Linked DNA regions of Homo sapiens: region 2 is linked to region 1. A link is a loop called in an ENCODE intact Hi-C map of the cell type or tissue named here. Cell type or tissue: OCI-LY7. All regions are shown on one strand.

Evidence for each region. A loop is a pair of places that touch in the nucleus more often than their neighbours do. Peaks named below come from ENCODE experiments on the same cell type or tissue, not always from the same donor. Only the 100,000 strongest peaks of a DNase experiment are listed, where the experiment ranks them.
Region 2: it touches region 1 in a loop (4-fold over the local background); 11 of 110 quality-filtered maps call a loop at or near these places.

What each region holds. Positions count from the first base shown.
Region 1 is chr4:94,593,205-94,598,204 of GRCh38, forward strand. The region is part of intron 7 of PDLIM5 (PDZ and LIM domain 5); the gene reads left to right. Among named protein-coding and RNA genes, the nearest start is that of PDLIM5, 140 kb to the left of the region's middle. In OCI-LY7, CTCF peaks have their summits at 2,868 and 3,069; a DNase peak (open chromatin) is centred at 2,897.
Region 2 is chr4:93,789,557-93,794,556 of GRCh38, forward strand. It overlaps a transcript of GRID2 not described here. Among named protein-coding and RNA genes, the nearest start is that of ATOH1, 37 kb to the right of the region's middle. RefSeq lists a silencer at 2,154-2,213. In OCI-LY7, CTCF peaks have their summits at 2,235 (motif pointing right) and 2,442; a DNase peak (open chromatin) is centred at 2,215.

The sequences.
Region 1 (5,000 bases):
GCTGCAACTGTAAGTAAAGGCCTAGCAATTCAATGAAATGACTAATCTTGAAGGTGGTTGTTAAGATTATAAAATTCATCTCTGGTGAACTGTTTCTTCAGTTAGAAATATACTGTTTTCAGTCAGTTTAGGCTGCCACAAGATACACAGACTGGTTAGGTGGGACAGTAGAAACTTATTATCTCATAGTTCTGGAGACTGTAAGTTCTAGGTCAAGGTGCCAGCAGAGTTGGTGTCTGTTGAGGCCTTTCCTAACGGTTGTGTATGGCCACTGTCTCACTGTGTCTCCTCACATGGCTTTTTCTCTGTGGGGGCACAGAGAAAGAGTGAAAGCTCTGGGGTCTGTTCTTCTCATGAAAGCTCTGGGGTCTCTTCTTCTCATGAGGACATCAGTTCTATTGGGTCAGGGTCCCACCCTTATGACTTCATTTAACCTTAATTACCTCTTTAAAGGACCTATCTCCAAATAGTCACATTGTGGGTTAGGGCTTCAACATATGAATAATGGAGGGATACAGTTCGGTCCATAACATACACTAACTGTCTTTGTATACTAATCCTCATTTTGACAGATTGTCATTTAAGAAAAAATTATTCTTAAGTAGAATCATTGACTTGGACCCAATTGGAAGCATTGTTGTCACCTCTCTTTTGGTGCTTCCTTTTTACCTTTGGATGACAGGTATCTGTCTCCATATTCTCTTTTCTCAACTACAGTAAAAGTTCTTTGAATGTGAGAATTTTAGTATGCCCCACCATGTTTGGTACTAAAAGTTACTAATTATATATAATTGCATATTTTTCCAATTCTCTAATTTTAGGGAAGTTGTTTACAGCGTGGCACACACTATCTCTAATGGAATATAAGTTCGATATAAATATCAAGACATTAAAATATCAAAACATTAATACCTATATTGAAAGTAAAGTGAAACCATACCTAAGTCACTTGAAAGGGGAATTGTACTTTGTTGGAGTAATCTAATTGCCAAAAGTTGACACTTTTTTCTTGATATTTTCTGTTTGTTAATTAGTGAAAGACTTTTTTTCATTAAATGAACATTTGTTTTTTAATGTCTTCCTTTGTGTTTTTGGTGTGTTTCAACATGAAGAGCATGGTGATTCCCATGAGGAGAGAATAACAATTTTAGAAATAGGTATATGAGATGCTTAGTTAGTGCTCTGAACAGAAATACTAATAGAGAAAATTTTATCATTAATAAGGAAATGTTTAAATATAAGAATCTAATCTACAACATTGATTTAAAAGAGGCAACAGCCATCTTATCAGTAACTATTAATAATAGAAAGTTATTAATAATATATGGCCTACCAGAATAGAGAATTATGGGAGACCATAGAAAATTTTATTTAGAGATAATTATGTTATACATGCACACACACACACACATTTATGCCAAAAAATCATATTGTCAAAGTATATTTAAGTTAAAAAATGTTTTTCTTGATCTCACCATGTTCTCAATTTTCTACTATATTATAATAATATCAATCTTTGTAGTTTCAAATTTTTAATGCTATATATAAGTATAAAGTGGTATTTTAGTTTAGCAAAAGGATATCTAAAATAATGATCAAAACATTTTTATCAGTCTTTTCTTTATCTCCCTTGCTTAAAGAATGATGGGTTCTGATTTTTCACATATTTATTATGGTTGTATTAGTCTGTTCTCATACTGCTAAAAAGAACTACCTGAGACAGTAATTTATGAGGAAGCGGTTTGATTGACTCATAGTTCCACAGGCTTAACAGGAATCATGGGTGGGAGTCCTCAGGAAACTTACAATCATGGTGGAAGGTGAAGGGGAAGCTGGTACATCTTCACAATGGTGGAGCAGGAGAGAGAGAGAAGGGGGAGGTGCCACACACTTTTAAACAACCAGATCTCATGAGAACAATCTCACTGTCACAAGAACAGCATGGGAAAACCACCCCAATGATCCAGGTACCTCCTGCCAGGTCCCTCCCTCAACACGTGGGGATTACAATTTGACATGTGGTTTGGGTGGGGACACAGAGCCAAACCATATCAATGGTTAAGAATTATAAGGTATGATATGGCTTCCCAATTGTCAAAGAATTAAAATGCTCATTAGGAGAGGAGTGACTGCTTCTCCCTTTAGTAGAAAAACAATTCAAACTCAGGTTACCAATTACAATACACAAACTAAAACAGTTATGTTGAGCCGGGAAACCGTCTTCTTGTAGGCTATCTTCTAGCACCAAATAATGCCCACATGATTTCTGGCTGAAGGCCATCAGAATGGAATTTTAGCACTGGAAGAATAGAGTTAATGTTACTTCTTAAGGAGAAACCTATTACCTTTGTACATTCATTGAAAATTTAGGAAGCATAAATTACATATTTCTGAACATACTGTTTTGTAAGTTTTTTTAAAACTTTGTTGATATTCATTGACCCACACAAAATAGATTAATGAAGAAATAGTTTGCTGACCCATCCCATGTCTTCATTATTGCTGTGTTTCACAAACATACTGGTGTCTTGTGACATATCCTTATTAAGACACGTTAGTTGAGTATATTACCTAAAGCTGCTATTCTTAATAAGCTATGCAAAGAAAGCAGGAATTATTCCCTAGCCTGATATTTGCACATATTTTCATGAGATAAGAATTAGCAATTGGACTTGCCCCAAAAAATAGAACAGCAAGATACATTCCCACAAAATATGTTTGCCAACCTGTAAAAAAACCACCTGTCAAAAAATGGTGTATATGATCAAGTAATTTTTGTCTCTTGCAAAATATGGAATATTTGTAATTGATCTTTGATTTTCTGCTGGTTGAGTATACTGTTTTATGCAAATACTGTTTTGCTGACTACAATGTAAAGGTCGCCATCTGTTGAACATAAGTAATTACTACACTTCAGTTCCTTGTGAGACTAGTACTTAAAAATTATTGAGCCAAGAAACATAGTTCCTATGTATTTTCACATCCAAATTGTTTAATTCTGTTTAATGCTGGAAATGCCTGTTGTTGTTGTTGTTTACCAAATTAAACGTGTACTATTAGCACTTATAAAGATCTGTTATTTATAAAAGTCAGTGTTCGTAATATGCCAAGTTGGCTTTCATAATCCCAGAATATTCACCACGTTCCTTAGAGGCAGAATTTTGTCAGACCGGTAGTCCTTCTCTTATAATGCTGTTTGGATAAGTTGTTTTCCATTTCACCTTTAGAGAAGTAAATTACACAATAAAATTATTTTATTGAATTAAACCAGATAATTAAAGAAACTTATGTTTACTAAAACTCAGTATTGAAGAAGACTCCTGCACTTTAGTTTTTTTTTTTCTTCAAAAGAAATCACAACTTCAAAAGTTAATTAAGAGCATTGATGATAGGCAGACTTCAAAATCATGGAAGGCTTAATTTCTATCTTTTGCTGCTATTCTAGTTTATGTATTTCAGACACATTGCAGGTTTCAGAAGTCCAAGTTTTCCTACTTTTATATTATGTGAAGGTTTGTTTATTAGAATGATATGATTTTATAAAAGAAAATTGAACCAATATATTATATTATATAGTATAAAGCATATGACAGGTATGGATATTTAGACATCTTCACTTTCCTTTTAGTCAAATTAAAGAACTATCTACAAATTGCTTTTATCTAAAAATTAGTCTCATGTGTCCATGTATTCTCTTTTGTGTTTTTCTATTTTTGTATCTATTAAAGGGTATTGTTTGAATGCTACTCCTGTGTCCAACTCTGTAATAGGTGTTCATCTCACAGATGCACCTAATTAACTACTCCCAAAGATTCTGAATTTATATCTTTGAACAGAAGAATGTGTTAAAACTAAGGTGACACCTGTTGCGGAATTTTCAAGTTAGTGGTACACACTTATTTTGCCTCTTCACACACTTTATTCTTTATCCTGATATGCTAGTAATTTATAAGAAGAAAAAAATTGAGAATAAATTTCTGAAAGATTTTAATGTCTTCAGGTAGCTGTGTATCATTGGTTAGACAGTGAGTGAACTTGAAGCTTTAATACAGAGAAGTAACACTTAAGCAAATTTGGTGGAATCAAGTTTACCCTTGGCTTACAGCAGTGGAATCACATACTTGTTAAAATCAGCAAAGCTCTTAGCAGGGATGTTGGAGCAGCATCACAGGTATGTTTACAAAAAGTACACCCACCAACAGTAAAACCAAAAATCCTTTATATATGAAAGGTAAAACAATCAGATAACATCTATTCAAGGGATAAGTAAAAAACAGAAGTGATGTCGTCAAGGGTGATGGTGAAACTAATAAATGCTCTGTGTTGAAAGACAGCAAATAAAAATAACCAAAACCCAGAGGTTTATTTATATCCTGGAGGGATTTGAAGCCCCCCATACAGAAAGTGATTCTAAATGGTTCTCACTAGACTCTTTTTCTTAATGACTTACCGCTCAGGGTATGTAGAGGACTTACAGATGAGATTCACTGAGTACTATCTGCGTTTGTTTCAAATCCTGGATGGGAAAGAAAATAGAAGAGTGGTAAAAGGAAAATATAGTACTGATTTTCAAAAAAGGAAAAAAAAGTTAACTTCTAACCATAAACTAATTTGAACTTGAGATCATCTGGAAAAAAGTCAAGCAGGCATTCTGAAAAGCATGGCTAGTGAGCACTGAGAAGAGGAGGGCAGAATTGCCAAGACCCAGAATAAGTTCTCAAGAAACACATCACATCCAACTTAACACATTTTGGATAGATTGGGAGAGATGTTAATTTTAACAATTGATCAAAGAAAGACCCTTAAAATTCCTTTGAATTTAATAATGAAATGAGGTTGATAAGTATGTTTTTAAATGCATAAAAGGTTGAAGTAGTTTAACCAAAGAATATTGTTTAAAGGATTAATTAGTGACTTGGATGAGGAGATCCACAACTTGCTGCCCATATTTGTGAGTACCATGAAGCAGGGAGATATAGCATACATGTTCAATAACCAAT
Region 2 (5,000 bases), 800 kb before region 1:
TTTTTGGTGCCACACTTTTCCTTTTTATTCCCCATAAAGCATTTGACCCAACTTACAGTAAAACTTCCAAATGGCCTCATATTTTTCTATTCTCATCAGAATAATATGGGACATATCAAACATTTTTCAATTTTGAAAGAAAATTCAAGATCAGTTTATGAGTAGTTTCGGAGGCTAGTTGTTACATAAGATTTAAATATTCACATACTCCCTAAAATTGATAGAGTATAAATTTAAGAAATATATGAACCTCTAGAGCAGGAGTCCCCAATCCCCGGGCCATGGGCCAGTACCAATCCATGGCCTGTTAGGAACTGGGCTGCACAGCAAGAAGTGAATGGGGGTAAGTGAGCACTGCCTGAGCTCCGCCTTTTGTCAGATCAGCATTAGATTCTCATAGGAGTGTGACCCTATTGTGAACTGCACATGTGAGGGATCTAGGTTGGGCACTCCTTAGGAGAATCTCATGTCTGATGATCTGAGGTGGAACAGTTTCATCCCAAAACCATCCCCCTCCCCCCACTTCACCTCCTCCCACCCCATCTGTCACCCCCACCCCACCCCTACCCCGTGCCCATCCGTGGAGGAAAAATTGTCTTCCACAAAACCTGTCCCTGGTGCCAAAAAGCCTGGGGACCACTGCCCTAGAGAGAATTTCAGAAAATTCCAAGCATTCTAACAGATGCAATAAAAAAACTGAAGAGTTTCTCTGTACATAGCCAAAATATAAACATTTTTCTTAATAACTTTTTAGGACACGTTACAATAAAATGAGCATGACTAATTCAATATATCTACAATGATTACTTAGAATCTAAAATAGAAAATAGCGTAAAATAAAAGCAGTCTTGGACTTACAAAAAGTTCATTTCCAGAAGTTCACTTCCAAGTCATTTATTTTAAACACATAATGCATTATTCCAAAGGAAGGGAAAAGGTATACCTAATGGTTGCTTCTTTAGGTTAGCCCTCAAAAAATGTTATTTAACTATAATTTTTTTTTTTTTGTGAGACAGAGTCTTGCTCTGTCGCCAGGCTGCAGTGCAGTGGCATGATCTTAACTATAAAATTATTGAAATATTTAAAATAACATTTTTAAAAACTAATCTTTTGACAAACATGTTCATGTAAAAAGAGAAAACATAATAATATGAAAGAACATACAATGTTAAATGTTTTTAGAAGATCCTGAGAGAACAAAGTTAGTGGCAGCCCAAAGAAATTAGAGTCTAAAAGCCAGGGTTCACATCTGCCATTTGTCAGCTGTGCTACCCTAGGCAAGTTACTGAACGTCTCTGTGTTTCATTTTCCTCTCCCACAAAACAGAAGTAATAATAGAACGTTTCTCATCATATCTGAAAGGATTTAATGCTTTAATAGACGTAAAACACTTAGCACAGTTCTTTGTTCACAGTAGGCTCAAAATAGTGTTCTACCGTTATTATTCTGTACAAATTTCTGTTTAATATAATGCAAGTGGTAATTAAAGATTGATGCTGCAAGAGTGTAAAATACAATAAAAGCTAACATTTTACCTTCCAATCCAGTTCTAAAAGATCTTTCTTAGAGAGATGTACAAATGAAAACATATGTGTTAGTCACCCTGTTATTTAGCAATTTTGTGCAATCTTGTAAACCTGCAATATAAAATAAAAAAAAACCTTTAAGACATTCAGATTTTGGAAGTATACATTGTATTCCACTGCATTTAAAAGCAGACTTTTAAATATGCACCACCTCGTGTCAGGGCCAAAATTGTTCTGATTATGTATTGGAATATGTTTTGATCTTAAATATGTCTAGAACTTTAAGAACTTAAGGAAACTTCAGCAACATTATAAAAAGGTCATATCCAAGGCAAGTTGAAAATTAGTAAGGCAGGTCTATTTAGAGAAGCTCTACCAAACCACCACTAAAATTACAAACTCTTCAGACTAAAAACGGTCTTTATATTTGTTGTCCAAAAAAAAAGGAAAGACTAACTTTAAGGAGATTTTCATTTTTAAAGGTTTTATCCACTAAAAATGTGTTTGTTTTTCAAATTAAAATAGAAACAGAAAAAGAAATAGAGGCAGTTCCTTGCACCCTGAATGTTAGCCAAAGTGGTGACAATTACAGAGTCACACTGAGAGTCCCCTTCTTGTTTCTCCAAATGCTCACCAGGAAAGAAAACACGGGCCTCCTCCTCTAGTACAGACTGACTCCCTGCTGTCTTTTGTAGAGCCAGATGGTGGCGCTGTGGTATCATTTGTTGAGAGTTTAGCTTTAAATTCTGTTTTCTGTGAGCAAACAGCATTGTGTGAAAAGTCTCAGCCCTCTTTTGAAAAATAAAGTATTTTAAATAGACTTTATTCTTCCCTTTAACGATGAATAAGCCCATCATTTAAGCCCTTTAGGTTGTTTTAATGTTTACTATTTGTAAAAGAATGTATCTGAAACTTGTAAATATAGATGATTTACAGTGTACTTTCAAAAGGGTTGAGTGTAGATGGTGGTATTTTGTGTCTGTTGTTTTCTTAGTTCATAAAAATAAAAATGAAAAGAAATGGAAATATTTTGTCCATATTATTTTCATATATTCATAATTTCTAAATAAAGTCTTATGACACCTCCAAGCCCCAACCTGCTGCCCAAATCATCAGAAAACAAAGACTTTTGTCAGCAAAAGTTAACTCAATTCTAATCCCACTTCCCTCTCTAACCCTTTCACCAATTTTGGTGAGAATGCCTGTTCCTACTGAAAGTGGTGCTATGAGGCTAGTTTGGCAACATACACATCTGTACCTTTAATTCTCCCCCACACCTAGCCCTCTCTTATGTGCTCTGTTCATCTCACTAAGCCACTTTCTTCTTGGAAGGCTGGGTTTTACCTGACCTACACCCGCAAAATGAAAACTGAAAACTGAGTTAGGCCAATGCAAAATTATGAATTGACCATTTTCTTCCTCACCTACATTAGGCCAATTTTGCATTGGCCTAACTCAGTTTTGCTTCTCCTTCACCTTTGGCTGACCCAGAACAAAAATCATGCTGGGAACCCTACCACACCCCTTTCACCCCACTTTTAATTCTGAATAAAGTGAATGTCAGGATAACACAAATCAATGCAACTATTGGAACATCAGGTCCAAATAGACATATGGCAGGTGAAAAATGAAGTCCAAGAAAGAGAACACATCAGAAAGAGGCCATGTGCAATTTTAGAGTCTATACAACAAGGGCATTTGTGATCCATGGTGAAACCTCAGTCTCACCCGGGTTGTTCTGATTGATGATGGAGGGGAGGAGAGGACGATTCATGGTGGTTTGTGAGTGCCAGCTGGAGGTCCCACCTATTCCTTTACCCACTGCCACATCCACTGCTCCAGGTAGGACGTCAGGTTCCACAGATTTTTCCCACCTCTTCTAGTTAAACTGTGAAACAATGTACATGCAGTTTAGCCATAGTCCTTTATAAGTATCTTTTTAACCTATTTTTCAATGGAAACTGTATTGTTTTCTAAATAAAACCTTATGCTCGATCCCACTATGCCAAACAAATTAAAGCAGTATTTGAAATATAAATGTATAACTTAAAATTCATAAAATTTACTTATTAAAAGGCAAGAAATTAGAAAAATGGATGACTGTTTCAGACCAAGGACTAAGCATTCAGTTTATTTTTGGTGTTTCGATGGATCCACATACAAAAGCTGTGTAAGAAAATGTCTATACTACAGAATTTAAAAGAAGCCACACCTAGCAGGCTTTGAAGATGCCCTCCTTCCCTAAGAGATTAAAGAAAAACATCACACTCAGAGTAATTAGATTCTGATAATGAACGTAGAAACATTGATCTATAGCACACTTTAAAGACCATTGTTCTAGAACAATGCCCTGACTTTTGTGCCTAAATCTGTTTTGTTAGGCAACTTCCAATTCCTCCTATGTGTGGAATTGGTCTTAAACGACAGATCATATTTTCCAACTTGGTTCTATGGGAATTTCAACCATCATTGATGCTTGTCTGTAATTTAACATGCATTCTCTCTATATTTCTATTATCCTAGTTCTAATTGTCTTCTGAAATTGTAATATTGAGATACACTCAAAAACAAATGATTTGAGAAAACACCTTCTCAAATTCCATGATGCTACTTAGTACTTTTGTGAACAACACACATAAGTCAAGAAGAATTTTCCTGTGTACAATGAGGGGAAGCTAAGCCTCAAAGCTTCAGAAGCACCAAGGACGTATGCAAACAGAAAATATGATGAACGCTCTCTCTTCTTGGCATGTTTTTCTCATCCAGTTTTCACATCTTAGTGCTCCTCCAGAACCTTTAAAATCAAAAAGGAAAAATGAGATTAAAAAGGGTGAAATGCCAAGAATCTTCCCTCTTTTCAGGGGTCAGTTCTGGGTTATAATCCTAAACTAATGTGGAATTGTCTTAAAAAGATAAAGCCTTTCTTATTTCTCCCATCTGCAGAAAAAAAAAAAGAATATGATTTACCTGATTACTGACTTTCTTTAGGGAATCTGTGAATGAGATGTTAGAGTATAATTTGTTTCCATTGTGAGTGCTTCTTCAAACTATAAAATCAAACTCCTAACAATTCTATCAGGGTGTCCCTAATCTTGAGCATAAATGATAGGTTCCTTTTAGATGGCAGTGATACGTCTGTGGAGTTTTATTTCCAGGGAGACAGGGCAGGATTTGCTGCTATGCAGACTGAATAATGTTTGAAGCCAACATCATGTCACATTTTGTGTGCACTTTCCAAAGATTAATCCAAGCGTTACAAATGGGACACAGACTGCCATTGTCCCAGGGACACTTTAATAACCCACACCTACAATATTCAACCTGTTGTTTGCATAGGGACAACTTTGGGACACAAAAACCCACCAGAACGACTTAGGGAAAGGAGCCGTGGAGAGGCAGAGACCCAGGCGCCACGGCACCTCCACATCTCATCCTTCATGGCCAATGAGTCTGTTTGGAGTTTATTTATGCCCG